Linked DNA regions of Homo sapiens: all the other regions are linked to region 1. Evidence: read pairs that join two places in POLR2A ChIA-PET (ENCODE). Cell type or tissue: GM12878. All regions are shown on one strand. Each heading gives the region's core, and the rest is flanking DNA. Links, peaks and the distances in the headings are about the cores only. Region 1 holds the start of OCIAD2 (OCIA domain containing 2). Region 2 overlaps FRYL (FRY like transcription coactivator). Region 3 overlaps TEC (tec protein tyrosine kinase).

What was found. ChIA-PET counts read pairs that join two places held together with the same protein. Peaks named below come from ENCODE experiments on the same cell type or tissue, not always from the same donor. Only the 100,000 strongest peaks of a DNase experiment are listed, where the experiment ranks them.
Region 2: POLR2A ChIA-PET joins it to region 1 with 9 read pairs; 2 of 35 experiments call an interaction of 5 or more read pairs at or near these places.
Region 3: POLR2A ChIA-PET joins it to region 1 with 5 read pairs; 1 of 35 experiments calls an interaction of 5 or more read pairs at or near these places.

Annotation. Positions count from the first base shown.
Region 1 is chr4:48,901,953-48,912,636 of GRCh38, reverse strand. It overlaps OCIAD2 (OCIA domain containing 2), which reads left to right and starts at 5,863. Exons shown (of 7, transcript NM_001014446.3): 1 at 5,863-5,979; 2 at 8,026-8,153. The coding sequence starts at 8,088. RefSeq lists an enhancer at 5,556-5,635 and a silencer at 5,926-6,185. In GM12878, for the core only: a CTCF peak has its summit at 5,752; a DNase peak (open chromatin) is centred at 5,786; H3K4me3 peaks cover 1,522 bases; H3K27ac peaks cover 680 bases.
Region 2 is chr4:48,535,605-48,546,288 of GRCh38, reverse strand. It overlaps FRYL (FRY like transcription coactivator), which reads left to right. Exons shown (of 64, transcript NM_015030.2): 42 at 18-222; 43 at 1,385-1,506; 44 at 2,292-2,482; 45 at 4,168-4,262; 46 at 5,329-5,936; 47 at 6,221-6,318; 48 at 10,462-10,632. Among named protein-coding and RNA genes, the nearest start is that of ZAR1, 51 kb to the right of the region's middle. In GM12878, for the core only: no CTCF peak of the experiment used is centred there; no DNase peak of the experiment used is centred there.
Region 3 is chr4:48,244,784-48,255,467 of GRCh38, reverse strand. All of the region lies in intron 1 of TEC (tec protein tyrosine kinase), which reads left to right. Among named protein-coding and RNA genes, the nearest start is that of TEC, 20 kb to the left of the region's middle. In GM12878, for the core only: no CTCF peak of the experiment used is centred there; DNase peaks (open chromatin) are centred at 7,482 and 8,087; H3K4me3 peaks cover 444 bases; H3K27ac peaks cover 3,269 bases.

The DNA.
Region 1 (10,684 bases), core at 1,709-9,708:
CTATAACATTGGGATAATAGTACATATTTCTAGGGTTGTTTAAAAGGCCTTGCAACTAATCTGTTAAGAAAGAAAGGAAATTGTTCAGCTCCCTCTTACAAGTGAGAACATGCGGTGTTTGGTTTTCTGTTCCTGTGTTAATTTGCTAAGGATGATGGTTTTCAGCTTCATTCATGTCCCTGCAAAGGACGTGAACTCATTGTTTTTTATAGCTCCATAGTATTCCATGGTGTATATGTGCCACATTTTCTTTATCCAGTCTATCATTGCTGGGCATTTGGGTTGGTTCCAAGTCTTTGCTATTGTAAATAGTGCTGCAATAAACATATGTGTGCATGTGTCTTTATAGTAGAATGATTTATAATCCTTTGGGTATATACCCAGTAACAGGATTGCTGGGTCAAATGGTATTTCTGGTTCTAGATCCTTGAGGAATTGCCACACTGTCTTCCACAATGGTTGAACTAATTTATACTCCCACCAACAGTGTAAAAGCATTCCTATTTCTCCGCATCCTCTCCAGCATCTGTTGTTTCCAGACTTTTTAATAATCGCCATTTTTTTTTAATATGGAGTCTCACTCTATCGCCCAGGCTGGAGTGCAGTGGTGCGATCTCAGCTCATTGCAACCTCTGCCGCCCAGGTTCAAGCAATTCTCTTGCCTCAGCCTCCCGAGTAGCTGGAATTACAGGTGCCTGCCTCTGCGCCCTGCTAATTTTTGTATTTTTAGTAGACACAGGGTTTCACCATCTTGGTCAGGCTGGTCTTGAACTCCTGACCTTGTGATCCACCCACCTCAGCCTCCCAAAGTGTTGGGATTACAGGCATGAGGCACCGCGCCCGGCCAACAATCGCCATTATAACTGGCATGAGATGGTATCTCATTGTGGTTTTGATTTGCATTTCTCTAATGACCAGCAATGATGAGCTTTTTTTCATATGTTTGTTGGTCTCATAAATGTCTTCTTTTGAGAAGTGTCTGTTCATATCCTTCGCCCACTTTTTGATGGGGTTGTTTGTTTTTTTCTTGTAAATTTGCTTAAGTTCCTTGTAGATTCTGGATATTAGGCCTTTGTCAGATGGATTGACTGCAAAAATTTTCTCCCATTCTGTAGGTTGACTGTTCACTCTGATAATAGTTTCTTTCACTGAGCAGAAGCTCTTTAGTTTAATAAGATCTCGTTTGTCAATTATGGCTTTTGTTGCAGTTGCTTTTGGTGTTTTAGTCATGAAGTCTTTGCCAATGACTTCCACACAGGGAGGGGAACATCACGCACCAGGGCCTGTTGGGGGGTAGGGGGAAAGGAGAGGGAGAGCATTAGGACAAATACCTAATGCATATGGAGCTTAAAACCTAGATGATGAGTTGATAGATGCAGCAAACCACCGTGGCATATGTATACCTATGTAACAAATCTGCATGTTCAGCATATGTATCCCAGAACTTAAAGTAAAATTAAAAACAAATAAATAAATAAAATAAAATTTTAAAATGCCATTTTAACATGTAACGTTCCTATTAAAAGCTTTTATCTGGAAAAAAATTAAAAGGAAAGAAAGGAAAAAGGAAGTGAGGGAGGGAGGGGCACAGGAGGGATGGAGAGAGGGGAAAGAAAGACAGTGAGCCTCTTGAAATAAAGGACCATGTATTATTCACTTTTTATTTTGTGCCTCATTAAATTCATTCATCATCATTACCATTTGTGAGTTCATACAACGTACCAGTTACTGAAAAAGATCAGTGCTTGACTGCCCTCACCATTAAGGAGCTCACAGTCAGACAGAATGCCAATGAATGACATCAATGGTTGTAACAGTGTAAGGACAGCCAAAGGACAGTAGGGCCACACTGCTCTGAAACTCATCACTGTAGAGCCCAGGTTAAAATTCTACTGTCACTTCCTGGCTGCATGACTGAGTAAGTTATTAGCACCACTCATGGGACTGCTATGGGGATGAAGTTAAAAGATGATGAAAGCCTGGGCAATATAGCAAAACCCTGTCTCTACAAAAAAAAAAAATTAATTAATTAGCTGGTGTGGTGGTGCATGCCTGTAGTCTCATCCACATGGGAGGCTGAGGCAGGAGGATTGCTTGAGCCTGGAAGTAGAGGCTGCAGTGAGCCATGATTACATCACTGCTCTCCAGCCTGGGCAACAGAGAGAGACCCTGCAAAAAGAAAGGGAAGGGAAGGGAAGGGAAGGGGAGGGGAGGGGAGGGGAGGGGAGAGAGAGGAAGGAAGGAAGGAAGGAGGGAGGGAAGGAAGGAAGGAAGGAAGGAAGGAAGGAAGGAAGGAAGGAAGGAAGGAAGGGAGGGAAGGAAGGAAAGAAGGAAGGAAGGGAAGGGAAGGGAAGGGAAGGGAGGGAGGGAGGGAGGGAGGGAGAGCCAGGCATGGTGATACACACCTATAGTTCTAGCTACTCAGGAGGCTGAGGCAGGAGGATTACTTGAGCCCAGGAGTCCCAGGCTGTAGTGTGCCATTATTGGGCCTGTGAATAGTCACTGCACTCCAGCCTGAGCAACATAGCAAGACTCCCATCTCTAAAAAGAAAAAAAAATAATAAGGTCATGGGAGACCAGAAGCGCAGCTGACACATATGCATAACAGGTATCCCCTGCAGAGTGCGATGGGAGCACAGAAGGTGAGAAACTAAACTTGAGTCTGCAAGGCATCCACGAGGAGGTGACCTCAGAGCCCAGTCTTCAAGAATGAGTAAGAGAGAGGTGGAGAAGCAGAGGAAGGCTGATTCAGGCTGGCTCTCCAGTGCACATAAAAGCATGAAAGGAGAGAACATGAGTCACTCCAGAGGGCCCTGGGAGGGCCTCAGATAGCTGCATTGGAGAGGCAGGCAGGAGCTGAATCACTCAGGGCCCTGCTAATGAATTCAGATCTTGGCTAAGGTCAGTGTAGGGCTGTGGAAAGAGTTTAAGCTGAAACCTGCCATGGACGGTTTGGCACTTTCTAAATCAACCACATTTTTCATAGCATTAGCCAGTGATAATCAATTTTGGATCAGGTCATGATCCGGAGGCCCTGCAGGATGCAGAAGCAAAGCCTAAGAAAGGCTCTGTTGAGGGCCATAGACTTCTACGGCAATGTATATTTATTATAATTCTTTGGGAATTGATATATCCTTTGTGGAAAAGACTCATGTCTTTTTCTATTATCTTTGAAAGTGCTAGAACAATACATGGACACATCAGATTTGCCCAACAAATACCAATTGGTCATAACCGATGCACGTTACATATGATGACTTCTTGCTATTTAAGGTAGTCAATGGCCTATTTGGTGGAAAGTAGAGATGAGGGTGGGGGCCTGGACTGCACTCCAGCCTGAGCAACATAACAAGACTCCCATCTCTAAAAAGAAAAAAAAATAATAAGGTCATGGGAGACCAGAAGCGCAGCTGTCACATATGCATAACAGGTATAACATCTTGCATACCATAGCAAGATGTTAAAGGACAAATGCCACTTAGGTTATGTGTCCATTACACTGACTTCAGTGTAATGGAGGGTTGTTCATTTAAATCACAAAACCTGTTCTGTTCAAACCAGCTGATTTTTTCTGATTTCTGGTAATGCAATGTGAAATTAGCAATAGAATTATATTCCCTTTAATTTGGAGGTGGAAAAAGGAGTGAAAAGGAAATAAGACACACTTTGGTGGGGAGAAAACCAGTGAATCCATGGAGGAATGTGGTCTGGAGGATCTACTAGGGAAATGAACCATCCAAAACAACAGTATCTTGACAGTCATTGAACCTAGGCTCACTTATTCATTCATTCATTCATTCATTCATTCAACAAATATTTATTGAGCCCCTTCTATATCCAAGATGCTACACAATGGTGAACAAAACTGACACCATCTTGTTCTGAACCTCATGAAGATTACTCTGCAGCAGGGAAAATATGCTTTATATAAATGAACACACTAATAAGTACATAATGAGTTGTGATAAGTGCTATGAAGGAAAACAATAGTGTCCTGTGCTATGAAAAAGAAGAAAGGCCTGCCTTAGGCTGGGGTCAAGGAAGATTTTCCTGAGGAACAGTCAAAAAGAAGGAGTAGGAAAAAGCCAGGACAGGACCAATCGGGAGAGGCTGCAGGCAGGGGAGGGCCTCCAGTGGAAAAGAGCTGTGTGAATCTGAGAAACAACAAGTTGGAGGTGTGGATCGGGGAGGCGTGAGGAGGAAGCGGCCACAGGTACAGGGACCAATTCGCACAATAGGAAAAGGTGAGAAATGAAGAGGGCCTTCAGTGGAGATCCACAGCCTCTCTCCAAGTCAACACACTCAGTCAGTCCTGGCAGCTCAGCCCAGAAAACTTTGTCAGCCATGGCTGGGGTAACTGTGTCCAGAGGTGTTTGAACAAGAGCCACTCCATCTTGAATAGGGACTGAGTAAAATAAGGCTGAAACCTACTGGGCTGCCTTCCCAGGTGGTTCAGCATTCTTAGTCACAGGATGAGATAGAAGGTTGGCACAAGGTACAGGTCACAAAGACTTTGCTGATGAAACAGGACTCAGTAAAGAAGCCAGCCAAGACCCACCAAAATCAAGATGGTCATGAAAGTGACCTCTGGTCGTCCTCATTACTCATTAAATGCTAATTTTAATGCATTAGCCTGATAAAAGACCCTCCCACCAGGGCCATGACAGTTTACAAGTGCCATGGCAACGTCAGAAAGTTACCCTATATGGTCTAAAAAGTGAAGGAACCCTCAGTTCCGGGAATTGCCCACCCTTTTCCTGGAAAATTCATGAATAATCCACCCCTTGTTTAGCATAGAATCAAGAAATAACTACCAGTATAATTAGCTAAGCAGCCCACACAGCTGCTCTGCCAGTGGAGTAGCCATTCTTTTTTGTTGTTGTTCTTCTTGTTTTTTGTTTTTTTTTTGTTTTTTTTTTTTTTGAGACAGAGTCTGGCTCTGTCGCCCAAGCTGGAGTGCAGTGGCGCAATCTCGGCTCACTGCAACCTCTGCCTCCGGAGTTCAAGCGATTCTCCTGCCTCAGCCTCCCGAGTAGCTGGGATTACAGGCATAGAGCACCATGCCTGGCTAACTTTTCGTATTTTTAGTAGAGAGAGTGTTTCACCATGTTGGCCAGGCTGGTCTGAACTCCTGAGCTCAAGTGATCTGCCTGCCTTTGCCTCCCAAAGTGTTGGGATTATGGGCGTGAGCCACCGCACCCGGCCTGTTTTCTATACTTCCTTAATAAACTTGCTCTCACTCTACGGACTCACCCCGAATTCTTTCTTGCGAGAAGTCCAAGAACCCTCGCTTGGGGTCTGGATCGGGACCCCTCTCCGGTAACAAGTGATATCGGTATTAAAGGTACCCCCACATGTCAAAGGCTTCCCTCCACAAGTCAGAGTTGGGGAGGGACAGGAGGCAGCAGGGGACCGACAAAGAGCAATGGAAAGAGAAGGCCTGGGAGCCAAGCAGGCCTGGGGTTGACTCCAGGCTCCCTTAGTGGCCTGCACAACTCAGATGACCCGTCTGTGAAGTGCAGGTCACAGTGGGCACCACACACGGCTGCAGAAAGGAGTGCAAAGGTGATGCCCACGCCTGGCCTAGGGCGGGGGCGCAATACATGGCTGTTGCGGCTGTGATTGCTGGAGGAAGGGAGTCATTTGGAAGGCACAAAGGAACTAGAACCTACTCGGTGTCGGGACAAGCCTCAAGGATGGGGCAGGGGTTCCGGCAAGAGCTGGGTTCCAGCCTGGGTTGCCACCAACAGCGAAAGTGACTGCCAGGTGGCAGTAGGGTGACTTCACCAGCTTAAGTGCTTAGCGGGCAGGCGAGGGGGCGGAGCAAGAGAAGAAAACACAAAGGGCCGGAAGGAAGCCGGGGAGACAGGTGGGGTACTCGGGAAGCTGGAGCGGGCCGGCGGTGCAGTCACGGGGGAGCGAGGCCTGCTGGGCTTGGCAACGAGGGACTCGGCCTCGGAGGCGACCCAGACCACACAGGTGAGCCCCCGCCCCGGGGAGTGTTGACGGCGGGAGGGGGTGGCCTCGGGGGAACGCGGCGCCGCAGGGCAGTCCTTCGAAGGCCGCGCGGTGCAGCGGTGGCCGCCCCCCACTCTCCCCTAACTCGGACCCCGGCGGCCCCGGCACGGGCGAGGGGCTGGGGAGCTTGGGGTGGCGCTGGCTGCTTCTGGCCAGGGATGGCAGCGGACTCCAGTAGGCTGACTCCCGGCTTCCCCGACCGCATCAGAAAGTGCAGTGTCCCCCGTCCGCCGTCCAGCCCTGCAGGCGCCCCCCTCCAAGCCATCCTAAGAAGCACCCCCGCCCCCCATGCTGGGGCGCGCCCTCCTCCGCACATTCGTCGGTCAGCACCCACGAACCCACGGGTCCCTTCCCCACCACTGAGGAAACAGAGGGTCCCCGGACCACCCCAGCGTGGGGGGTGGGAGCTACACCTGCAAGGCAAGACCCTCGGAAGGCTTGCTTTTAGGTGCAGACTGAGGACTAAGTGGGTGCCAGGGGACCTGGCCACCGAAGCTGAGAGGTATATTTGCCTCCCAATATAGGGCAGCGGCCTAATGGCTAAGCAAAGATAATCTAATTTGGCGTGGTCAGCAAAGACTTCCTGGGAGTGCTCAGGAAATGGAAGGTGTGCAGGGGCTTTATGGACGTATCCCTCATCCTCATCCTCATCCTAGTCTTCATTCCTGCAAGAGCCCCTCACCATTGTTGTGTCCATTATGCCCAATTAACAGTGGAGAAAGCTGAGGCAGAGACGGATTAAGTCATTTGCACCAAAGGGATCGCAGGGGTAAAGAGTCACGATTTGAACTCTGGTCTCTCTGACCCCAGTACTTTCCCGTGCAGGGCACCGTGCTGCCCCTGTAATCACATTAGACACCTGTGATGAAACTTGGTGCGAGTACGGGTCCCCTTGGCTCAAATGCCTCAAAGTTTAGTAACTGATGTAGGAAACAGAATTGTATATAAGAGGTTCATTTTGCAGAAGAAAAGCAGAGGTAGAGGTAGAGTTCAGGGCTGCAGAATGCAGTGGCCACTGGGGGCAGGAGGAGGCTCAAAGTCCACCTGGATTATGTCCATCATTGCCAAATCCAGGGTCCACTTTTCTAAGCCATGTGATGGTGTTGATGATTCACTCCCTCCTTCAGAAATTCCCTCCCCTCTGTATCAGCTATTCCTTCTCAGTCATTTCCTTGGCCTGCTTTTTTTTTTTTAATCTTTCTTCTCTTTTCGATATTCCCTTGGGCTCAGTGTTCATATTCTCCAGTACTGTTTTTAGACACATTTATTAAAGTTCCCTGCTTTAACTCTCATCTCTATGATGGCAGCTCCCAACTTCATCTCTCTAGCCTACCCCTGTTCTGGAACTCTAGACCCAAATCGTCAAATATTAACAGTGGCTAATTCCACTGTTTGCCCCCACAGGCACCCAAATCCAACATTTCCAAACCCAAATTTAGCATCTCTATCAAAGATGCTAAATTCCCACCAGGGTCTTTGTTCACGTCCCTGTAACTCCTTGTCTGGACTAGTGTACCACCTTCCAACCTGGTCCTCCTGCCCCAGAGTCCATCTACCCTCCACAGATCCTCCTGAAAGCTTAGGAGTCCTAGTTCCTTTGTGACATGACTAGATGGAATGGACCCTGCTTTCTTTTCTTCCTTAGCATCCCATGCATACTTTTCATGTTGTGTAACTGTTGACTTGTCTATCTCCCCTTTTGGACTGTGAATTCCTTCACAGCGGTGATCTTGTCTTATCCTTCTTCATATCCCCTGGCCTGGCACATAATCGACACTCAGTGCACAGTGTGGTATTTCCACTCTATTCTAAATCTGATCTGTCCCCATTAGTGAGTGCATGTATGTGTGCTGGTGGAAGAGGAGCACTGGAAGTTGAGTTTGCAGATGGACTAATGACAAAAGGAAAAACACATTTTCCAAATAACTCCAGTGGATCCTCAGGATGCTTTTAAGCTTGATGCAAACATTTAGTCATGGCATAGTGATTCTCTTCTACCTTCCTTAGACACTGGGTCAAGGAGTAAGCAGAGGATAAACAACTGGAAGGAGAGCAAGCACAAAGTCATCATGGCTTCAGCGTCTGCTCGTGGAAACCAAGATAAAGATGCCCATTTTCCACCACCAAGCAAGCAGGTATACTTTTATATTTATTGATCGATTCATTGATTGAGACACGATCTCACACTGTCACCCAGACTGGAGTGCAGTGGTGCAGTCATGGCTCACTGCAGTCTCGAACTGCTGGATTAAGTGATCCTCCTACTTGAGCTTCTCACTTAACTGGGATGACAGGTGCAGGCCCACATGCCTGGCTAATTTTTTTTGTGGTTAGACATGAGGTCTCACTATATTGCCCAAGCTGGTCTCAAACACCTGGCCTCAATTAATCCTCCTATCTAGGCCTGCCAAAGTGCTGGGATTACAGGCGTGAGCCACCATGCCTGGTCAGGTATACTTTTAATTGCAGGACCTGCCATCTGAAAAAATATATATCATAGGATTTTTATTAAATTTCAACTTTAACCAGTCATCTTATTTTTTTCAGTCTGGCACTTTGTTGGATGGGCTTAGGGAAAATAGGATGGGGAAGGAAAGTGTGTTTTCAGCTGCTTTGAAAAGAAGCTGAAATTTAAAATTTAAAATTTAAAATTTTATTTACAAAACTCTTTCTTGGCTGGGCGCGGTGGCTCACGCCTGTAATCCCAGCACTTTGGGAGGCCGAGGCGGGTGGATCACGAGGTCAAGAGATCGAGACCATCCTGGCCAACATAGTGAAATCCCATCTCTACTAAAAATACAAAAAAATAGCCGGGCATGGTGGCTGGTGCCTGTAGTCCCAGCTACTCAGGAGGCTGAGGCAGGAGAATGGCATGAACCCAGGAGGCGGAGCTTGCAGTGAGCCGAGATCAGGCCGCTGCACTCCAGCCTGGCAACAGAGCGAGACTCTGTCTCAAAAAAAAGAAAAAAAAAAAAAAAAAAAACCCTTTCTTTACTCTTTCCTGTTTGTAATCCAGCCTTACTAACTCTTAGATGAACTGTCAGTGACTGAAGAGGTTTCTGATAGCAGAGCAAAACTCTTAATAGACTCTAACAGAGTGATACATGTTGCTTATTTATTTTTATTTATCCTTTCATTTATTTTTTAGAGATGGGGGTCTCATTATATTGCCCAGGCTGGTCTCAAACTCCTGAGCTCAAATGATCCTCCCACCTCAGCCTCCCAAAGTGCTGAGATTACAGGCAATATTTTGCTTATTTTTTTACATTTATATTACTGTAAGTAATCACACTAATCCTATGCTGCTGACAGGTGTTCCTGTTCAGGGTGGCAGAGTCCTTTATTACTAATTAGCTAGCAGATTGAGAACCCAAGTGTTAACATGGAAACAATTTTTCAACTTGTTAGGAATGGATATTGTGTATTTCAGGAATACATCAATGAAGAAAAGAGAAAGCATTTGATGGGTCAATGGCGTTCATGTTCAAGCTAAAAATAGTGTAATAGCAGTAATGTTTAAGGAGCAAAGTTTAGGCGAGGCAAACAGACAAATGATAGAAAGTCACAAGGAGAATTATTTGGACACCTGAGTTGCCTCTGTGAAATGGAGAGTCATCAAACATTCATGGCTATACAGAAAATGATAACCAGAGATCCTTTTTTTTTGAGATGGAGTCTCACTCTGTCATCCAGGCTAGAGTGCTATGGAACAATCTTGGCTCACTGCAACCTCCACCTCCTGGGTTCAAGCAATTCTCCTACCTCAGCCTCCCGAGTAGCTGGGATTATAGGCACCTGCCGCCATGCCTGACTAATTGTTGCATTTTTAGTAGAGATGAAGTTTCACCATGTTGGCGAGGCTGGTCTGGAACTCCTGACCTCAAGTGATCTGCCCGCCTCAGCCTCCCAAAGCCTGGGATTACAGGCTGATGGCAGGACTGGAAGCAATTGTGATAGCCAGGGTGTGTGCATTTGTTTATTAAGGGGAGGCAGTCCTTATTTCTGCCCCAGGCACAGCCAAGAGCAAGAGCAAATATTCACCCTGGGCATCTGGAGGCATGCCTGTGCTAAGTAAGGAAGGTAAGTGGAGACTGAGAGCAACTCCTTCTCCTGCTGCTGTGACTCACCCTGGGACTTACTGCATCTTTGCACTGTGCCTTGGGGAGTTGCAGGGAAAGAAGAGGGAGGTTGCCCATTTGGACTGTTTGTAGAGCTCCACAGACACTGGTGCCAGAGGGTTTCTCCACCCCTTTTATTGACATCATGCATGTAAAGTGCTTGGCACAGGACCAGGCCCATACAAAGTGCTCAAGAAATGGTGACCATCTGTACATTGACATCTATTACACAGAAAGAGTCTAAAAAAGACAGTGGCAAGATCAGCACAATCAAACTACACTTCAAGAGTTAAGGAGCTGCACCTCAACCAGAAAAACACTAAAACCTTGGAGATAAATGGCAAATAACACACATAAATAATTCACAAACAAGGAAATATGAGTGTGACTTCTATAGTAAGGAACAAGTTAAATTTAAAAAAAAAACTTAATGGGGCTAGGCATGGTGACTCATACCTGTAACCCCAGCACTTTGGGAAGCCAAAGCGGGACAAACACTTGAGTCCAGGGGTTCAAGACCAGCCTGAGACACATAGTGAGAACGCCCC
Region 2 (10,684 bases), core at 1,084-9,083, 370 kb after region 1:
CGATCTTTCTCTTTCAGCAGGCATTAACGATTTTATACCTGATTACCAGCCCTCCCCTATGACTGACTCAGGGCTTAGCTCAAGTTCTACCTCTTCTAGTATCAGCTTAGGAAATAACAGTGCTGCCATTTCACATCTGCACACCACTATCCTCAATGAGGTTGACATCTCAGTGGAGCAGGATGGAAAAGTCAAAACCCTCATGGAATTCATTACCTCAAGGTAACACTGGCAGCTCTTATCATCCCAGCAGTGTATGTGTTAAGTCATTCTTTCATTGATCAGGTATTATGAGCCATATTTTTGTTGTCTGAAATACCATTGATGTGAAATACACAGGTTTGTATTGCACAGTATTTTGAAAATTAGGATGCAATCAAAGACTCTTTTGTGCCAGTGCAGTTATACCTCAGGACTTTAATCATATCTGGCTATTTAATGGCCAAAGAGAATGAGTATTATCTGAATATATATTTCACTTTTATTAGCTACATTATCATTCAGTCATCAAATATTTATTTATGGTCTACTCTTTGCAAGACACAATAAGTAGAGAGGGAATATAGGTGGGGAGAAAGGGCATGGTATTCCATTGCAAGAACAAAATCACAGGAGCACAAGAAAACCATGTGTTTGGAAATGGTGAGGAATCCACTCTGACTGTAATGCAGAGAAAAGAGAGTTGTTCTAGACAATTATGGAAAGCTTGGGAGAGTTCAAACTGGCGGGCCATGAAGCCCAGGCCATAAGGTTGTAGATTATATTGAAAATCATTAAGCTGGGAGGAGGGTGGGAGGCATCATTTAATAAGTATGTGGAGAAAATCAGCCCCATAACAGCGTGTAGGATGCATTAGAGGTGGAAGGAACCAGAAGCAGTGCGTAGCAGGTTCTCAGGGCACTTTGGGCCTGTGTTAATAAAGAGCTTAACTGAGGTGGTGGCCAAGAACACAAAGACGTTTTGAAGAAAGAATCAAGAGGACATTACTCTGTCCTAAACTTTCCCTGTAGTTTTAGCTAGTAAATTATTCTCATTGCATTTCACCAGCAAATTATTTTCTTTGCATTACAATCTAAATACAGATTATATTTTGACCTGGAACACATAAGCAGTAACCAATATGCTTCACACTTGGCAAAATTTGGCATCTTTTTCTACTACGTCTGAGAGAATTTGACTGGTCTGTTGCTAGACACTGAAATGAGATCTTTCTCTCCTTGCTGTAGATCATTACATATTCATGTGCCTAAGTAGTAGTAGACTGTGACCTATTTATTCAACTACCATCCTTTCTAATTGTAAAGGTGTAATTTAGGCAAGTGTGAGTACAACTGTTAATCACAAGTGAAAATCCAAGGAAATTACATCTGTTCTCTGTTTTCAGAAAAAGAGGGCCCCTTTGGAACCATGAGGATGTTTCTGCCAAGAATCCTAGCATAAAGAGTGCTGAACAGTTAACTACATTTTTGAAACATGTGGTTTCTGTTTTTAAGCAGTCAAGCTCAGGTATCTTTTAAGAAATATTTTAGTTTTAGTGACATTTTAATGTGATGTCAATTTCTGATAATGCTTAGCAAAAAGTTAATAGTTGATATTGTGATACCTCTAAAAGTTTTAGACTTTTAATTTATTAATGATAACAGATCTGTTTTCACTGAAGAAAAATTAAGTTACTACTTAAAAATGAGTGCTATCTATGAAATGCTAGGCTCCTTAGTTTTGTGTTTGATGGCATCATAAAATTACAATACAATTGCGTATTATGAAAAAATACATTAAACGGACGTATATAGAAATTGGAAACTTAAAAAAAATTGTGCTGGTATAGTCTTCAGTAATCTAAAATTCAACACATTCTGAAAATCATAGTCAAATTGTATATGTCTAGAGCAGTGGTTCTCAACTAGGGGACATTTGGCAATGTCTAGAGACAGTGTCACCGTTATGGGTTGGGGGCAAGGGGTTACTACTGGTATCTGGTGGGTTGAGGCCAGAGACACTGCTAAACATCATACCCTGCTCAGGGCAGCCCTTCCAGCAAAGAATTTTCTGGCTTATAAGGTCAGTAGTGCCAAGGTTGAGAAACCCTGGTCTGAAGGATTGCTTCCGTAAAGATTAAAGGGTCATCTAAAATGCAAATGGAGTTTAAGCAAAGAAAAAGCATTGACTTATAAAATGTGAGAGCCAGGAAGTGTGCTAGCTGCTAGCTTTAAGATGATTCACTTCTGATTATAACCCCATTAGTATTCTAAAGAACAAGAACAACCTACTCGTTTCCTTTGCATTCACAGAAGGAATTCATCTGGAACATCATCTTAGTGAAGTTGCTCTGCAAACAGCACTTTCCTGTTCTTCTCGACACTATGCTGGGAGATCCTTTCAGATTTTCAGGGCCCTAAAGCAGCCTCTCACTGCAACTACACTTTCTGATGTTCTCTCCAGACTTGTAGAAACTGTAGGGGATCCAGGAGAAGATGCACAGGTATTTCCTTATATTCTTTCAGCAGTTATTGAGCAGCTACTAGTTGTCAAGGATTTATTGTCCATATAGATTGCTATAGCTAGAGCAAGATAATGGGCATCTAGAATTATAGTCAGATGTTGAGCAGGCAAAGAATTAAGAGACAAAGTTAGTTTTGTAATTAATATCAAATAACCTACTAATTAAATCAACTATTCTAGTGCCTATCAGAAAAAGCTTTACACTCGCCCACTCACACAACACCCCACCCCCAAGATCTTAACCTGGGATGATCACAAGGTAAAAAAGATAGGAAGTTAAATTTAAATGTAAAGTGGAGCATTGAATTTTATGCTTTAAGATAAATGAACTGTTGCACTAGAGAACTTCAGTTTGTACAGATGAATGACTTTATTAACGCTGTTATAAATATCAGGGATACAGTGATCAATGAGACAAAGTTCCTAACATTCTAGAGCTCATATTCTATTGAGGGAAACAAACCTTTAGTCTTCCAATTATACATAACATAATTTATCCTACTGATAATGCTGTGAATATAATAAGATAATAAGATTAAAGGAGAAGGAATTGTTTTACATATGATAATCCATCTGAGAAGGTGATTTTTGAAGAGATACTGAAATGAAGTAGGTTCTGTTTATGATCTGGGGAAGAATATTTCAGGCATAGGAAAATAGGACTAACAGGTGCAAAGGTCCTGAGGCAGAAGCAGTAGGGCTTTTCTGAGGAACATCAAGAAAATTGGTGTCGCTAGAATACATTGCAGGATGTGTTGCAGGAAATTGATGAGGTAGGTAGGTTCAAATCACGTAAGGCCTAGTAAGCCCTGGTAAGAGGCAGGACTTCACTCTGAATTGATGGGAAACTACTCAGACATTTTGAGGGAAGGAAGGTGATGGATGTGATTTCTTTTTTAAAAAACTCATTCTGACATTGGGGTGAAATCTGTAGGGAGGGCAAGAGTGGAGGCAAGAGAGGGCAGGAGGTTAAGAGTCCAGCTGAAATGGTGGTAGCTTAGATTAAGGGAAGTTATGGAGGTAGAGGAAAGTGGTCAGATTTTTAATGTGTATTTTAAAAGTGATATTTTCAGCCAGGCACTGTGGCTCACACCTATAATCCCAGCACTTTGGGAGGCTGAAACGGGTGGATCACCTGAGATCAAGAGTTCGAGACCACCCTGGCCAACATGGCGAAATCTGTCTCTACTAAAAATACAAAAATTAGCTAGGTGTGCAGGCGCATGCCTGTAGTCCCAGCTACTCGGGAGGCTGAGGCAGGAGAATCACTTGAATCCGGGAGGCAGAGGTTGCATTGAGCCAAGATTGCACCACTGCACTCCAGCCTGGGCAATAGAGCAAGACTACGTCTCAAATACAAACAAACAAACAAAAGTAATATTTTCAAGACTTGCTGGTGGATTCAGTTTAGATGTGAAAGAAACAAGGATGGTTCCTAGATTTCTGACCTGAGCAATTTTGAGTAAATTGTGGCACCATTACAATCAATTTATACACCATTGATTGGATGAGTTTGCATCAATCAGCAAGATCATGTTGCTCAAGAGTTTAATCATTTTGTAACATAACATGGAGTTTGTTCTATTTTAAAATCCCATTAGGAAGTCCATTGCAGTTTCTTTATTCCAGAGCATAATTAATTAAAATCTGCCTTTTTCCCCCCAGGGATTTGTGATTGAGCTTCTTCTCACATTGGAATCTGCAATTGATACTTTGGCTGAAACCATGAAGCATTATGATCTTCTTTCTGCCCTTTCTCAGTAAGAATTTAAACCAGGCAACCTAATATAGAGAGAACTTGAATAGCTAACTACATATAGCTATAACTTTTAAAATTCTAATATTGTTAGTAAGCACAATACTGCCCAAATTAGATGGATTACCAGTGGGGAGATGGGCCGCAGACAGTGAGGACTTGTGAAAAATCCAAGTGCTGATTTTAGCAGTGCTGTTCTTCTTCTAATGTGCTGGTTAGAGATCTTTCTAATGCACCACTTCATTCCTGCCACATTCAGGATTCAGCATCCTGTTTCTCCCCCAGCTGTCTGGGAGCCTTAAGGCTCTCCCACCTTTCACATATTGTTCCTTCTCCCTGCAGCAGCCTCTCTCCCCACTTTTTCTACCTTGCAAGCCCAGAATTGACTAGTCCTTCAAGTCCCATCCCAAATGTCACTTCCTAGCTAAGCATTTCTAACTCCTTCAGGGTAGTGCTAATTATTCCATCCTTTGGGTTCTCATAGTGATTTTTTCATATTGTAATAATAGCAATTAGCAGGCTATAAATTTATCCATTTACATATCTATCCCCTCTTTCAAAAGACTTGTCTAATATTCCTTCCTTTTCTATACAGCTGGCAAACATAAAAAGCATTCAGTCAATATTTTCTTAATAAAAATTGGATGTGAGGAAGGAGGAGAAATCGAAAATTTTTGAGCTTAGTTCTTTTGAAAAGAGTGTGTCATTGACAGAAATAGGGACATCAGGACCATCAAGTTTGAGGACAAGACAAATGAAGTCAGCTTTGGACATAATGTATGCCTAAATCTCAGAGCTGAACGTTGTTAGCGATTACTATAGCAGAATTTTCTCAGCAAGTAGAGCCTCCTTTCAACTCAAAGGAAACTGTTAGCCACAAGAGAAAAGATACTGTTGTACATTTTCTTTGAATTTGAAGGGAAAACTGAAATTTGATTCAACAAAGTCAGATATACTGAAAAATGATTTTTCTGGTACCAGTTACTATTTTTCAGTGTTTTCAGAAGTAAAATTAATTTAGCAAAAGAAGTGACTGGGTATGCATTCATCTATTCTTTCTTTTTTTTAAGAACCTCATATCATGATCCTATAATGGGAAACAAGTATGCAGCTAACAGGAAAAGCACTGGACAACTCAATCTAAGCACAAGTCCCATTAATAGTAGCAGTTATTTGGGATATAACAGTAATGCAAGAAGTAACTCTTTGAGATTAAGTTTGATTGGTGACCGACGAGGTGACCGGCGGCGGAGTAACACACTGGATATAATGGATGGACGGATAAACCATAGCAGTAGTTTAGCAAGGACTAGAAGCCTTTCCTCTCTAAGAGAGAAAGGAATGTATGACGTGCAGTCCACTACTGAGCCTACCAACTTGATGGCCACCATTTTTTGGATAGCAGCATCTTTATTAGAATCAGATTATGAATATGAATACCTCCTGGCTCTCAGGCTTCTCAACAAACTGCTTATCCATTTGCCTTTGGATAAATCAGAGAGTCGAGAGAAGATTGAAAATGTACAAAGCAAATTGAAATGGACTAATTTTCCAGGACTTCAGCAGCTCTTCCTTAAGGGTTTTACCTCAGCATCTACACAAGAAATGACCGTGCACCTCCTCAGTAAACTCATTTCTGTCTCCAAACATACATTGGTGGATCCTTCCCAATTGTCAGGTGATGTTAATATAATTGCACCAGCACTTTGCATTTTATGCAGTAAAATGTAAACTAATCATTTGTTTTGAAATCTACTAATTTCTGCTTTTTGCAAATAGTCATAGTTTTTATACGCTAGGTAGCTTAAATTATTTGGTAAAAGCCAAAAAAGAATTAGAAGATCGAATATCCCAGGAAATGAAAAGAAAATGGTTTCTGTGAACCATCTAAAAAAATAACTTTAACTTTTAAAATAATGTGCAATAAAATTGGTTATTGTTTGCTTTTTTTTGTTTTGATAGGCTTTCCTCTTAACATCCTTTGCTTATTGCCTCACTTAATCCAGCATTTTGACAGCCCAACTCAGTTTTGCAAAGAAACAGCTAGTCGAATAGCAAAGGTAAGCAAATGTTATGCTGAAAGGTAACACTATAGGGAAATTATTTTGTAGTCTATGTTAAAGGAGGGGGAAATCTCTTAAAACTCCTTTTATTGTCACTTCCCATATGAATTTTGCATTTAAATTTTTATTTTTATGCACATAAAGGACTTGCATAGTAATGGCGTAAGTTACAACTGCTCAAATGACAGTAAATAAAATTATTTAGTTAGAGTAACACTCCTCTGAGTCTGAGTCTTTTTCTGCTCTTTTTCCATACTTCTGCCTCTCTGTCTGTTTCTCATTCATTCGTTTATTTACTACCAAATATTTACTGAGCACTGGGTTAGATGCTACAAATACATGATAAGCAAAGTAGATAGTGTACTTTATCATGGGGAATGCAGTGAAGTAAATAGACAGTAATCAGAGAGTCTGATTTGGTATTTTATCGGGGCAGGGGGAGGGTGGGGGGCAGAATACTCAAGGAGCACACAAAACAGAAGTCTTCCTAGAGGAAGTGATATCTAAGCTGACTTAGATCACTATCGAAGAATGGATAGGAATAAACCAAAGTAAGGTCCCTGGATGAGAGGCAAAGAGTGGAGTTCAGGGTTTGAAGTTTTCTAGGCAGAAGAAATTACAGATGCAGAGGTTCTGAGGAAGAAGAGGGCATAATATATTTTAGGATTTGGAAAATTCTCTGTCCCTTTTTGTTTGCCTTTTTTCCTCTTAACAGTCTTTCTCTTCATCTTCTCTCTCTACTCCATTCTTTTTTTATTCCTTATTTGGCTCTTTTACCTTCAAAAATCATACTGTTTTAGAAACAGTGGTGTAGCTGTTTGTAAATCATCTGTTAACATTTGTTTAAAAGTATTATGGCTCAATGTTAGAAGAATGTGATTTTGACATTTTATATATTTTTATAAATCATCTGTTAACATTTGTTTAAAAGTGTTATAGCTCTTAACCTTCATGTTAAAAGAATGTGATTTTGACATTTTATATTTTTAATAGTCCCCTCTCAAGAACAATAAGGAACTGTCAAACAGCCTGCCTTTTGCTTAAATATAATTCATAACTTTTTTCAGTCAGTCATTGAGTCTGGAGGAAAAAAGGCTTTTCAGACTGAAAATATAAACAGTTCTAAGAGGGAGTTATATAAATTTACAAGTAGCATACATGTAATAGGAAATTTGGTGAACTGGGGGAGGTGAGTGAATAGCAAGATAAGTAAAAGAACTTGGCTAAAGCACCAGGAGAAAAAAAAAAAGGAAGTTTTTTTCTACAGAAGAGAACAAGCAAATAAAATCCCCAGAAAAAGCTTTTTATGTAAGCAATTTTTTTTAAAAGCTGGGATTTGATTAACAAGTAGCACAGCAAGGGGAAAGAGCAAGCATGCAGGAAGCCAAATAAAACCCCCACCTTTCCATGGCCCAGATTGCAGCACTGCTAAGTACACATTTATCTCCAGGTGCCAGCATAGTAAAGAAAGAAAATACTGGCAACCCAATGAATCCCATTAGCATTAATAAGAGTAAGAACCTTTTCACTGTCTTGATAAATAACATTTAATAAATGATGTGAAAATATTTAATAAAATATGCTCTTAACACCATCCCCAATTAAATTTCTAAATAAATTAGATAGGGAAAGATTCTTAATATAATTATTCTAAAAGCATGTATTTTAAAAGAGCCATTATTTTAGCTAATGGAAACATCTTCGTTTCTTTAATAAAAATGGTGGTGGTAGGAAGTAAGCCAAAAATAAGTCTTTTATTCTTGGTTTTTATTAAACTAATCCAATAGAACATTAAATATCAAGAGAGGGTGAAAATTATGACTATTAGAAATATTGCCTTTTGAAAATGATTACTCGCCTAAAACCAACTGCCTGTATTTGCATTAATAAAGTCTAATCGTAATACAAAATTTATTAAAATAACTTTCATTTTAATATTTTAGTGACACATGATTAGAAAATTTGTGTAAACAAAGTTTTTTTCCCTACCTGAGGGGTTGGAAAGCAAATATAAGGGGGAAAGTGTATATTGGTTTACTTGGGGGTTTCAAGAAAATAAAAGGCATAAATCCCCTAAAAAGGGAAGTAGAAGTATTTAAGAGTGGCAGCTGAAATGTGTTGAATGATTACTGCCTGCTAAATGCTGGGATAACTAAGGAGTGTGGCCTCCTAGCCTGAAGGATGTTACAGCTCCTTGAATATCGAGCTGCTGATATCGTGACCACAGTAGGGCCATGGAAATTCCCAAATATCTTTTATGTTTTTAAGAAATCAGATATGGCCTTCTGTGATTCATAAATTGTTTTTAAGTCTGTTTTCTTCCTGTTGGACAGCACACAAAGGTTCCCTCTCCGTATGCTTTTAGCAACCTGCAGGATGTGAATTAAATTGGTTCCTTAATTATTCTCCCACTTATAACTGTAGAGAGTAATTTTCTGCCATTATGTGCTCCTTCATTATGCAAATATCCCTAGTTCTACTGTTTGTGCCTTTGGAGAGCACAGAATTTCAAAATGAGGCAACACTTAGGACAAATATTTTTCTCTTTAGTGATTCGTTATGGCAAAAATAGTATGCTAAAAAAGTTTGTTATAAAACACACTCTTTTTGGATCGTATTTTAACCTGGCATTTCAAAAATTCCAAAATTAAATCTGTCACTTGTTCTATTATAAAATTGCACAGCAGATATTCCAAGGAATTTTCTCCCTTTTCAAAAAATAAGTTTTTTAAAATCATTCCTTAAAAAAATTATTTAAGAATGTAAGAATTCTCTAAGAATGTTTTATTCTTCAGGAAAGTTTTTTATGTTTTAAAGAATTTAACAACTTGAGAAGTTATAAAATTATGCGATTTTTAATAATATGTTAAATTATTATATTTTGAAATGCAAATAAGAGATACCAACCCATTTTTTCTTTTTCTTTCTGGTGTCTGTTTTATGGGCAAAACACTACTGCATGAAATCAGCTGGTTTTAATGATTGTATAAAATAACTTCCCAGGTACTACTGTGTTAATAGTCTATGCACGACCTTGCATAACCTTTATATTTTGTGCTTGTTCCATGATAATGTCCAAATGATGAATTTGAGGCCCTCCAAGCCTATTAAACATCTTCCGAATTACCAAAATTAGTGATATTCATTTGAAAGTTGAAGATGTATATATTTAAAAGGACAGTTTCTTTACCAAATGCTGTAGGTAGTTGTAAAAATACATACAAAACATCCATAAGATAGAAGAATAAGGAAAAGGAAAACTAAAAGCAGAAATGACAATGAGGTTAGCCTTTTATGACAGATTGGTATGTAAGAGTAGCATGGCCTTTTTCCAGTTCTGCATAGCTCAGGTGTCCCCTGGGAGAGGCCAGGGAACATCCTCACCAATAACCCAGGGAACAAACAGACTAAGAAGTGCATTCAGTCAGTAAAATTCCCCCCAAACATTAGTTGGTTCAGATTCTTTAATATTGTATCAAACAAACATGAGAGTCAGTACATTTTGGAGTAGCCTTTAAAAGATTGGCCGAGGATCTTAGAGCTTTAGGTGATTTCCGGAAGAGCAGTTTGAGGTCCACCATGCAGACTGTCATCCATTGGAGATTCTGGACTCCAGATTTCATCAGAGCCCCAGTGATGTCCTTTGACTGTCACACATGTTGAGGCTGTTTGCAACTGACTGCTCTACTGAGATACCCCGGGCACAGCTGGAGGCTGAAGCATTTCCTCCCAGTCACAGCAGCTCGGAGCCTCCCTGAGAATTCCCTAGTTATATCTGCCTGTGTAGTCACTTGTGCACTGATCCATCCTGGGTTTGACAAAGCAATTCCAAAATGATGTCCCGAGTTCACACCATACATGGTTTCTGCCAGAGACAGTTTACAGATCTTCAGACTGAAGAAGGCCGTACTATTTAGTACCCACAAAGACATTAATCCTCTTTCTGTATTAGCTCTTACTATTCTGTGAAGAATGCCTTGTGCTTTTTTTCTCGTTTCACTTTTCTAACGTATTGAAGTAAAATGCATTAAAACCAATATACATCTAAATTATTTCATTAAGCGAATACATTTAGCATAAAATCAAGTTAAACTTGTGTCTTTATTTTAGGTGAATGAAATAATTTTATTTGTTTTCTAGGTTTGTGCAGAAGAAAAATGCCCAACACTTGTCAATCTGGCACACATGATGAGTTTGTACAGTACACACACGTATTCCAGAGACTGTTCTAACTGGATCAATGTCGTGTGCAGATACCTGCATGACTCCTTCTCAGATACAACATTTAATCTTGTGACTTATCTTGCAGAGGTAAATTTACCAAAAATATTTTCTTATTTACTATATATATATGTGTGTGTGT
Region 3 (10,684 bases), core at 1,158-9,157, 660 kb after region 1:
GGGTGGAGTTGACACTACCCAGGGATGATCATGTGATTCAGCCTTGGCCAATCCGAGCAGTCCCTCCACTTGACCAAGGGATTGGCTCAGGGGTTAGCATGTGATCCAGTCTGGCTCAATGGGACTCTTCTGCTGGCATTTAGGAAAGGGGGAGCTCTTCCTCTGGGATTTAACCTGGAGCGATGTAACCTGGAGCTACTGGTGGTCATTTTTCCCTGCTCCATGGAGGAAGCCGCAATACAAGAGAATGGGACCGTGCAGTGAGAAGCAGCACTGCACGGTGGTGAGAGCACACTCAGCATTGTTTGAAGTGCAGGAGTCAGCTGTGCCAGGACTTCTCGATTATGTGAGCCAATGTGTTCCTTTTGTTGTTGTTTGCTTAAATCTAATTATGTGCATTTGAAAGAACCCTGCTTATACCGGGTTTTCAGAAGATGAGTATTTTTGTCTTGGATTCCCTATGCTATTGTCTGTCTGCCCTTGGTCATCCACTACTTTTTTGGCCTTCGTGCCTACTTGGTGCCTTGCAGGCCTCTCATCCCTGTAGACTCTGCACCATGTTCAGCTTGCTGTGTCCCTTTTAGGTCAGTAAGCCCTGCCCTAGTGAAAGGAGGTGCCACACCCAACACCTCCTCACCAACAGCCCCCGCCCCTCCATCCTGCCCTATGGCATAGCCCACAAATGGATCTGGGTGGGAAAAGGATTTTGCCATGAGTGGAACATTAGAGAAATCTGTTCTTCATAGACATCGGAAAAATTACTCGTCAACCTACTCTTTGGATGCTGATCAAAGACTATTGAATGCTAACCTCATTTGGTCTCTGACACCATCTGGGATCTCAGCCAGTGTAGGCGGAGGCCTTGCCTCTTATCCCCAGTTTTTTTGGCCACCAGCCTTTCTAATCAACTGTCTTTCTATGTACTCTCAAGCCTCCTATGATTTTGAACTTCCATTCTTCTGCTGGCTGCCTTCCCAAATCTTTCCAGTGGCCCTTTGAGAGCATTGTTCCACTGTGAATCAACTCTCCCACACCAGAGCCTCCTCACAGAGTAACAGCATTGCCTTCCCTGTAGCTCTCTCTGCTGTAGCCTACTCCTAGCTTCCCTTTGCCACTTCTAGGGCATCACTTTTCTGCCTTCCTGCAAAACCCCTTTGTCCTTTAGGGTTCAAGCCATTCATGCAGGTACCCTCCTGGTCTCTCCTTTTGCCACCAACCTCTTTGTCATTCTCCCTGATTGACTCACCTGGTTCATGGTCATCTCTCCCAGCTCTGCTATCTCTGCATTCATAGATACAACCAACTTTTTATGTTTGCGTTAGTTGTGCAGTTGTCTTGGGGTTAATGGGAGTCGTTAATTATGGCAGGAGTGGAAAATAAGGGAGACTTCATAAAAGAGATTACGTATGATCAGGACCTTGAAAAATGAATAGGATTTCAATAGGTGGATAAAGAGGGAGGAGCCTTCCAGAGAGAACAACTCGAGCAGATACATGGGGATATGAAAAGACCTGGTACATTTGCTTGCTTGAGTCCTGGAAAACAAGTGGTAGGAAAGGAAAAGGGAACTCAGATTAAATTGGACATGATTAGGCCAGGCTCGGTGGCTCACGCCTATAATACCAGCGCTTTGGGGGGGCCTAGGCAGGTGGATCACCTGAGGTCGGGAGTTCAAGATCAGCCTGGTCAACATGGTGAAATCCTGTCTCTACTAAAACTACAAAAGTTAGCTGGGCATGGTGGTGCATGCCTGTGGTCCCAGCTACTCGGGATGCTGAGGCAGGAGAATTGTTTGAACCTGGGAGGTGGAGGAGGTTGCAGTAAGCTGAGATTGTGTCACTGCACTCCAGCCTGGGCAACAGAGCGAGACTCTGTCTCAAAAAAAAAAAAAAAAAGAATTGGACATGATTACATTTATTTAGGATTGAGGAATGACCCTAAGGAGTATGCAGGTGGAAGAATGCAAGAGAAAGAACAAAAAGAAGAGGGGCAGGATGATCTTGTAAATGACAGGATGAAAACTTTATTGGAGTGATTGTAAAAGGTGAGAAGGAGTAATTAAAACAGTTAAAGAAAGCTCATAATAAGACTACGGGCTTTAGAGAGAAGAGATAATAGAAGAAGAGGTGGAAGGATTTTCAGGACAGAGTAGTTATGTGGAAGCAGGGAGAAGGGCAGAGGAATGAGACAGGACAGCTGCTGCTAGGATGCCAGGAGACGACAGCTACATACTAGGTATGAATCAAGTTACTTAGCCGTTTTACTGCCTGATGAATAAAAAGTAAGATAACTTACGTATTTCATGATAGTAAAAATGACTTACATTATGTAAGCCTCAGATGTTTCCCAATCTGTGTTTTATAGACTACAACTCTGGGAGATGTTAACGAGGTTCAGGGGAAATAGAGTAAGTTCTATGATCAAATGAAGTTGGGAAGCGCTGCATTCTATATGATTCACCTATTAAAGCCCCTGAGAAATGCATACAAGGAACCAATTTGATGTTGTTTAACCCAGCTTTTCCCAAATATACTTGTCCATTCATTCATTTGTTCATTCATTCAACAAGCATGCAGTAAATGTGTGCTATGGTAGTATGTTTTGAGTACTCTGCTGGCCACTGGTCCTAGAGTAGAATAAAGTCACCCAGTGTTCCTACATTTATGAGATTATGGTCTAATATAAGCACATGTTATCATCCCACAGCTCCTAGTGTTCTGAGGAACATGATTTGGGAAGCCTTCAGTTAAGGTATTTAATATTGCTTTTTGTGCTCTGGAATGGAATGACATGGAGTGATTGTCTGCCTATATCTCTGCCTTTATGTCTCTATCTTACATCAGTACCTCTGCCTCTTCACAGAATGTTTCTTAGACCTGCTGCCTTGGGCAGGGATAGAGCTGATGACAAGGAAACTTTCAGGTCTGGGAAGTTGGTGACTCACCCAAGATCACCCAGCTAGTTAGTTGCAGAACCAGGGACAGAACCCAGCTCTTCTGGCTCTAGGTTCTGGTTCTGTGCTCATTTCTTTCTTGGTAAGAAGGGACAACTTGAAATGCTTGAAAATTAAAAAAAAAATTAAGCAGACTCAACAGACTCAGTGAGATACTATGGCCTTTGCCAATTTAATCAACAATAGCAGGATTGACTTAAGGATCAGCAGCACCACCACCACTACCACTATCATCATCATCACTAATGCTGAGTAATTACTATAATCCATGTGCCATACTAAGCACTTTATGTATATTTGCTTATTTAATTCTTACAACTCTGTGAAGTCATAATTATTACCCTATTTTATAAATCAGGAAGCAAGCTCAGAGAGGTAATTGTCGGTGTTTATACAACTAATAAGGAGCAGAGCAAAGCTTCCATTTTAGGCTGTTTTCAGAGTCCAGGCTGTGAACTGCGTTCTGTTATCTAGTGAAATGTTTTTTCTGCTTTAGTATTTTCCTCTCAGAATCAGTTGGTCTTTTCTCTCTTCCATTTTAGCTTGCCTTGCTTCTTCGTCTTTGTAAAAACCAGATCTTAGGATCTGATTTGTTTATTCTATGTCAGGTAGCATTCATCCAATATTTGCTTCTACTATTTCTTCTCTGTAAAACCCATAGTCTTATTATGAGCTTTCTGAAACCATTTTAATTACTCCTCCTCCCCTTTTGCAGTCACCCCAATAAAGTTTTGATCTTGTCATTTACAATATCATCCCACCCCTCTTCTTTTTATAATAAAGGCTGTTATTTCTCTTACATTCTTCCACTTGCATACTCCTTAGAGTCCTCCCTCAATCCTAAGTAAATACAATCATGTCCAATTCAATCTGAGTATTTAATGAATAATATGTGAAGGAACTGCTTTAGGAGCTGAGGACCCAGTGGTGAATGCACAGAACAGGTTCCTTTCCTGTGAAACTTACAACCAGTGGGGAGAGTGCACAAGAAAAACAACACATAATCAAGAAAAGTGTCACACAGAGATAAGTACCATGGAAAGAATTAAAACAGGATAACATAGTGAGAATAACTGGCTGTCTACTTTAGACTGGGTAGTCAAAGGAAGGTCTTTTTTTGTGGAAGTGAATTTAAACTAAAATTTGAGTTATAAGAAGAAAACTGCAAGAGAGAAATGGGTGGGGAGGAGGGAGAAAGAAAATGGAGCACTCTTCCAGGTAGAGAGAACATTATGTGCCAAGACCCCAGCCATGAGTTTGCAGTGTTTGAAGAATAGGAAGAAGGCTGGTGTGGTTGAATCATAGTGGGCCATTGGGGAGTGGTACTAGATGCGGTTAGAGAAGTAGGTCATATACTAGGTTAAGGAGTATGGGTTTTAGTTTAAGTGCATTGGGTAGGCGTTGGAGGATTTTAGCAGGGCTGATGACATAGACTGATTTATGTTTTTTAATGAATGTATTTACTGATGCATGGAAAAATGATTATAAGGAGATAAGAAGGAAGTACTGAGACCCATTAGGAGGATATTCCAGTAGTCCTGATGCGGGATAATGATGGCTCTATTAGTTATTGCCACAGTAATCCTGTGTAACAAACAGTCCCATAAATTCAGCAGCATACAACAATTAGGATTTATTTTTGCTCATGAGTATAGGATGTCTGGGTAATTCTGCTGATCTTGGCTGGGCTTGGTTGATCTTAACTGGGCTTGCCCATGTGTCTGTGGTCCACTGTGGGTTAGGTAGGCAGCTCTGCAATATTGCCTGGGTTCTCTGATATGTTTGAGGGGCCAGCTGGCTGTCAACTAGTATAGGGATGGTCTCAGCTGAGATGTTTGGATCAACTCTGCTCTCCTCCATATGTACATTACATCCCTCTAGTAGGCTAGTTTGGGCTTACCCTCAGGCTGGACAGTTGGATTCTCACGGTGATCGCAAAGAAGCAAGAGAGGAAGTAGAAACAAACGCACACGTTTTAAGGACTCAGCTTGTGTCAAGTTTGCTACTGTCCCATTGGTCAAAGTAAGTTACATAGGTATATCCATAGTCAGTGTGGGAGGGCATTGCCAAAGAACAGGAATTCAGACAGGTGTGAAAAGATACAAGGAGATATGAAAAATTGGGGCCATTATTCCAATCAATCTATTGCACTCATGGGAGAGTAGTGAAGAATGAGAATCTTGAATAGGTTCAGGAAATATTTAGGGGTACAGTCCAAAGAACATGCTGATGAATTAGATTTGAGTATGAGAGAAAAGAATGAATCAGAGCTAATGCCTAGATACTTGGCTGAGCAGCTGGGGAGATTATGAGGCCATTTACTTGGATACTGGATGAAGAGCAAAATTTAGGGGACTATCTAGAGCTCTGTGTTAAGTGGTGTTGTGTTTGAGATACCTGCTAGATATTTAAATAAAGATGTTAGGGTTGCAGTTGGATACAGCAATCTGAGGTTCTGGAGAATGTCAAAGCTAAAGATGTAGATTTTGGAGTTATCAGCCTATAGATGGCTCAGCTGGAATTCCAGGATGCATGCCTTGGCTGGGATCTACTGAAATCCATCAGCCAGTCACCCTGAAGTCTTCTAGTCTATGCGTAACTGATAAGACTCACATTGTGCTTTGAATGTGCTTTTCTATTTCACTAGTTTAAAATATTAGTGTCTACTTGTATAATTTGTGCTGTGAACTGAAAACTACAGTTTTCCCACTCTGCCATGTACAGCCTTCTGATTTGGCAGAAATAATACTGAAAGGACACCTGCCAGGGTCTTAGTAATTCTTAGTTATAGTAATCTGAGACATTTCAGCTCAGGGTTAGCAGAAAGATCATGAAGTCAAGAAGCAGGGCTTAAATCAGATGAAGTTGGAATCTCCAAAGGTAATTACTTCCTTTGTGAAGCCATAGGTCTTTGGGACTGTTTCCTGTTACCTTGGGCCATTCAGCCAAGTACACCATAAAATACTTGGCCTATCAGGAAGGCACATACTAGCATTTAAAAAATTTTACAAACGTGCTGTTTAAATTATATTACACAATATTACCATGAACATAAGATTTACATTTCTGTCACATACTGGAGAGTGTATCTTAAACTGAATTTCACTCAAGTTTTGCCAAAAGTGGTCTTGAGATAATATTTAACAGATACAGACCAAGGATCATATTCCTGATTTACCTATTTCTGTACTTTATTCCTATTTCTTGAATTAACCAGATAGCAACCTATTTAGCTCAGCCCAGGTAGGAATGCCTTTACTAAGGCTTTATTTACTAAGCCATTATGAAATGTTAATATAAGAAGTAGCCTGTTGAGGAGCACTTTTGTGATTTCTGCCCAAACTGCTGTTGAAGACATTTTGTAATATCTTTCATTATCTTTTATGATCCCATAAACTGGTTTCTCTTTGGAGTTTAGTGACAGGGAAAATTTTTCTTTTGATAAGCTGGTGTGTAATTTATCATAAACATTATTATTCTATGAAGCATTCAAAAAATTCTTTAATCTCTGATATTTTGAGAAGCTCCAAACTTGACACACGATTACACAAAATGTTTCAGATTTCTGGTTTTCAGTGTGTAGTAGAATTGAAGCATATATGAATTAGGGGAATTCAACTCTGTGGGCCAGCCAAAAAAAAAAAAAAAGAAAGAGGAGACAAAGAGAGAGAAACAACAATGTAAAGAGTGCAGATGAACCTATTCATCTTTCCACCTGATGAGTATACACCCCAGAAGGGGTGTGTACTGGAGGCGTGTGAACCTGGTGCTCTCTTTGTCTGCCTGAGTCTGCAGAGGATATCCATGAGCATCTCACAGTGCTCAATGTGATTTGTGGTTAAAGATACATACCTTGTTATACAAACTGACCCCTAGGCCCATGCCAGATACTTTAGTCCCAAACCAGAAAACCTAAAATTGATTATTCTGTGGGCTGGATTGTTTGCAAAAAGGCCTGCATCATTCCCCTCCCAGTGTCTGCTCACCTTGAGTAGTCACCTCCCGTACTGACGCTGGGCTTGTGACTTGCTTTTGCCAGTGAAACAAGAGCAAATAAATGTAAAGCATTCAGAGACATGCAATGTGCTGTGTACTGGGTGCGTGCTCTCTCTTACTGCACTTAGGACCCTGAGGACTGTAGGAGCAAGCCCAAGTTGTCCTGTTCAAGAAGCCACGTGTGCCCTGGCTGATAGCTTATAATTGCCAGAAGCGTGAATGAGGCCACCCTAGATATCCAGGCCAGGAAAGCCCAACTGACCTGCAGAATCATGAGAAACAATATGTTTTTATTATTTGTACACCACTAATTATGGAGTGGGTTTTGTTTTTGTTCTAATCAAAAGCTAACTGATAGAACTTCCAGTGCTTCTGGACATTTCTGCTGATACTGTGTTGGACATATCCAGAGAGAGTGTATCAGTCTGCAGTGTGACCTGTGTCTCCTGTGGAAGACTCAAGGCTAATTGACTGTGTTCAGTTTTTACCCTATGTGCTGACTGAGAACCAACCCCTGCATAAGTCTGAGTTCCACTCTGTTTTCCACTTTCTGCCTTTTGGTTTCTGACTCCTCCTTTTAGTTTTAATTCTTGTCTGTATATTTACATGTTGTACATGTATTGTTTCTTAAATTACTTTTATTGAGAATAAATTCAATTAACATAAAATTTGCCATTTAAATCGTTTTACAGAGTAGTCTAGTGATTTTTACTATATTTATGATGCTATGCGTCATCGCCACTATCTAATTCCAGAAGATTACCATTATCTCAGAAAGAAACCCCACACCTCCATATCAGTAACCCACTTTCAGCCTGTGTGGATTTACCTACTCTAGACATTTAATGTAAAAGTAATCAGTACAACTTGTTGCCGTTTCTATCTGGCTTCTTTTATCCAACATAATGTTTTCAAGGTTCATTCAAGTTGTACCATGTATCAGTATTTCATTCCTTTTTAGGGTAGAATAATATCATATTTCATTGTATGAATATATAAATTTTGTTTATTCATTCATCAGTTGGCAGACATTGGGTTGTTTTCACTTTTTGGCTGTTGTGAGTAGTACTGCCATGAGCATTCACATACAAGTTTTTGTGTGAATGTGTTTTTAATTCTGTTGGGTATATACCTAGGAGTGGAAATGCTGAGTCATACGAAAATTCTATGTTTAACTTTTGAGGAACTGCCAAACTATTTTTCACAGTGCCTGTACCATTTTACATTTCCAGCAGCAATGTGTGAGGGTTCTGATTTCTCCACATTCTTGCTAATACTTGTTCAGTTTCTATTTTTTGGATTATATTCCTCCTAGTGTGTATGAAGTGGTATCTCGTCGTTTCAATTTGCATTTCCATAGTGACTAATGGTGTTGAAATTTTTTTATATGTTTGCTGACCATTCATATATGTTTTTGGAGAAATGTCTATTCAAATCCTTCACCCATTTTAACACTGGGTTGTCTTTTTCTTGTTTAACGGTAAGTGTTCTTTATATATTCTGGATACTAGACCATTATCAGATATATCATTTGCAAATATGTTTTTCATTCTGTGGGAACTTCTTGTAACCTTCTTCAATAATGTCACGCAAAAATTTTTAAGTTGATGAAGTCCTACTTACCTATTTTTCTTTTCTTGCTTATGCTTTTGATGTCATATTTAAGAAACCATTGCTTAATCTAAGGTCATGAAAATTTGTACCTATGTTTTCTTCTAAGAGTTCTACAATTTTAGTTCTTTAATTAAATCTTTGATCCATTTTGAGTTAATTTTTGTATATGGTGTGAGGTAGAGGTCCAAATTTATTTGTATCCAGTTATCCCTATACCATTGTTGAAAATATTTTTCTTTCCGCATTGGATGGTCTTGACATCTTGGTCAAAAATAATTGACCACAGTTGTGTGATTTTATTTCTGGACCCTTAATTCTGTATTGTTGATCTATATATCTATCCTTATGGAGTACTACACAGTTTTGATTGCTATGCCATTAGAGTAAATTTTAAAATTGGGAGTGTGAGTCCTCCAATTTTGTTCTTTTTTTTTTTTCAAGATAGTTTTGTCTATTAATTTTACTATATGGGTTTTAGAATCACCTTGTCCAGTTCTGCAGAAAAGGTTGTTGGGATTTTAATAGAGAATTCATTGAATCTGTAGATCCATTTGGGAAGCATTGCCATTTTAACAATATCATGTCTTTCATCCACGAATGTGGGATGTCTTTCCATTTATTTAAGTCTTTTTAAATTTATTTCTACAATGTTTTGTAGTTTGCCGTGCAAAAATCTCATTCTTCCTTGGTTAAATTTTGTTCCTGCATTTTTTTTTATTGAAACATGTCTCAATTTCTCTCTGTAGGTAGACAAGATAAAAATGATAAATCCGTAAAAATAATTTTTCTTGTTTTGAGATGGAGTATCACTCTTGTTACGCAGGCTGGAGTGCAGTGGCGTGATCTCGGCTCACTGCACTCTCTACCTCCCATGTTCAAGTGATTCTTGTGCCACAGCCTCCCGAGTAGCTGGGATTACAGGTGTGTGCCACCATGCCAGGATAATTTTGTATTTTTAATAGAGATGGGTTTCACCATGCTGGTCAGGCCGGTCTCAAACTCCTGATCTCAAGTGATCTACCCTCCTCTGCCTCCCAAAGTGCTGGGATTACAGGCATGAGCCACGGTGCTTGGCCCAAAGTAAATGTTTTTAATGTAGCTCTTCAGCTATTTTAATGTAGCCAGACTTTTTTCCTAGAAGTCGGGGAATGAGGATACTAGATTTCTAGTCTCAAAGGTGTTATTATTATGTTTATAATTTTGGCTATATTATCTTAGCTTTTATTTATTCATTTATAAAATTGTACCTGTCAAAGTGCCATCTACTCTGTCCATTTTAATGTTTTAGCGATTAATAGTAATAGTAATGCTATGAAGATTAAGTTAAAACAGTAATACTGATAGCAAGCACTTAAATGGCATCTATGTGCCAGGTAACTATTCTAAGTGTTTTCTGTGTATAAACTTACTTAATGAAATTAAATACTGGGTGGGGTGAAGCTTTAAAGGACTGTGTGATTTTTTTGTGTATGTGTGTTTGTGTGTGTATGTGTATGTGTGTATACACGTGTACGTGAAGTCTTTTTGGATGACATTTGGAAAACTCATAATTTTAATCTAGAGTTCTCAAACAATAGTTATAGTCAATGTTTAATTTTTTTTTTTTTTTCCTGGAGAAGGACTCTCGTTGTGTTGCCAGGCTGCAGTGCCGTGGCGCGATCTCGGCTCACTGCAACCTCCGACTCCCTGGTTAAAGCGATTCTCCTGCCTCAGCCTCCTGAGTAGCTGGGATTACAGACACGCACCACCACACCCAGCAAATTTTTGTATTTTTAGTAGAGATGGGGTTTCACCATGTTGGCCAGGATGGTCTGAATATCCTCACCTCGTGATACTCCCGCCTCGGCCTCCGGAAGTGCTGGGGTTACAGGCGTGAGCCACTGTGCTCGGCCTAATTTTTAAAGATTAAGATATTAATAACTGTATTAATGAACAAAGGGAGGGAGGTGATATCTCTCAACTCTGCCTGTTTGGGCTTTAATTATTTCACCTCTCAATTGAGAAGTTTGAATCCAATGATCTCTAATCTTAGAGTGCCTAGCTCTCATAGTCAGCTGTCTAATGGCTTAGATATGATATCTCTCTGTCCTGTGTGTGGTATTTGAGAAGAAGGATGTTGCA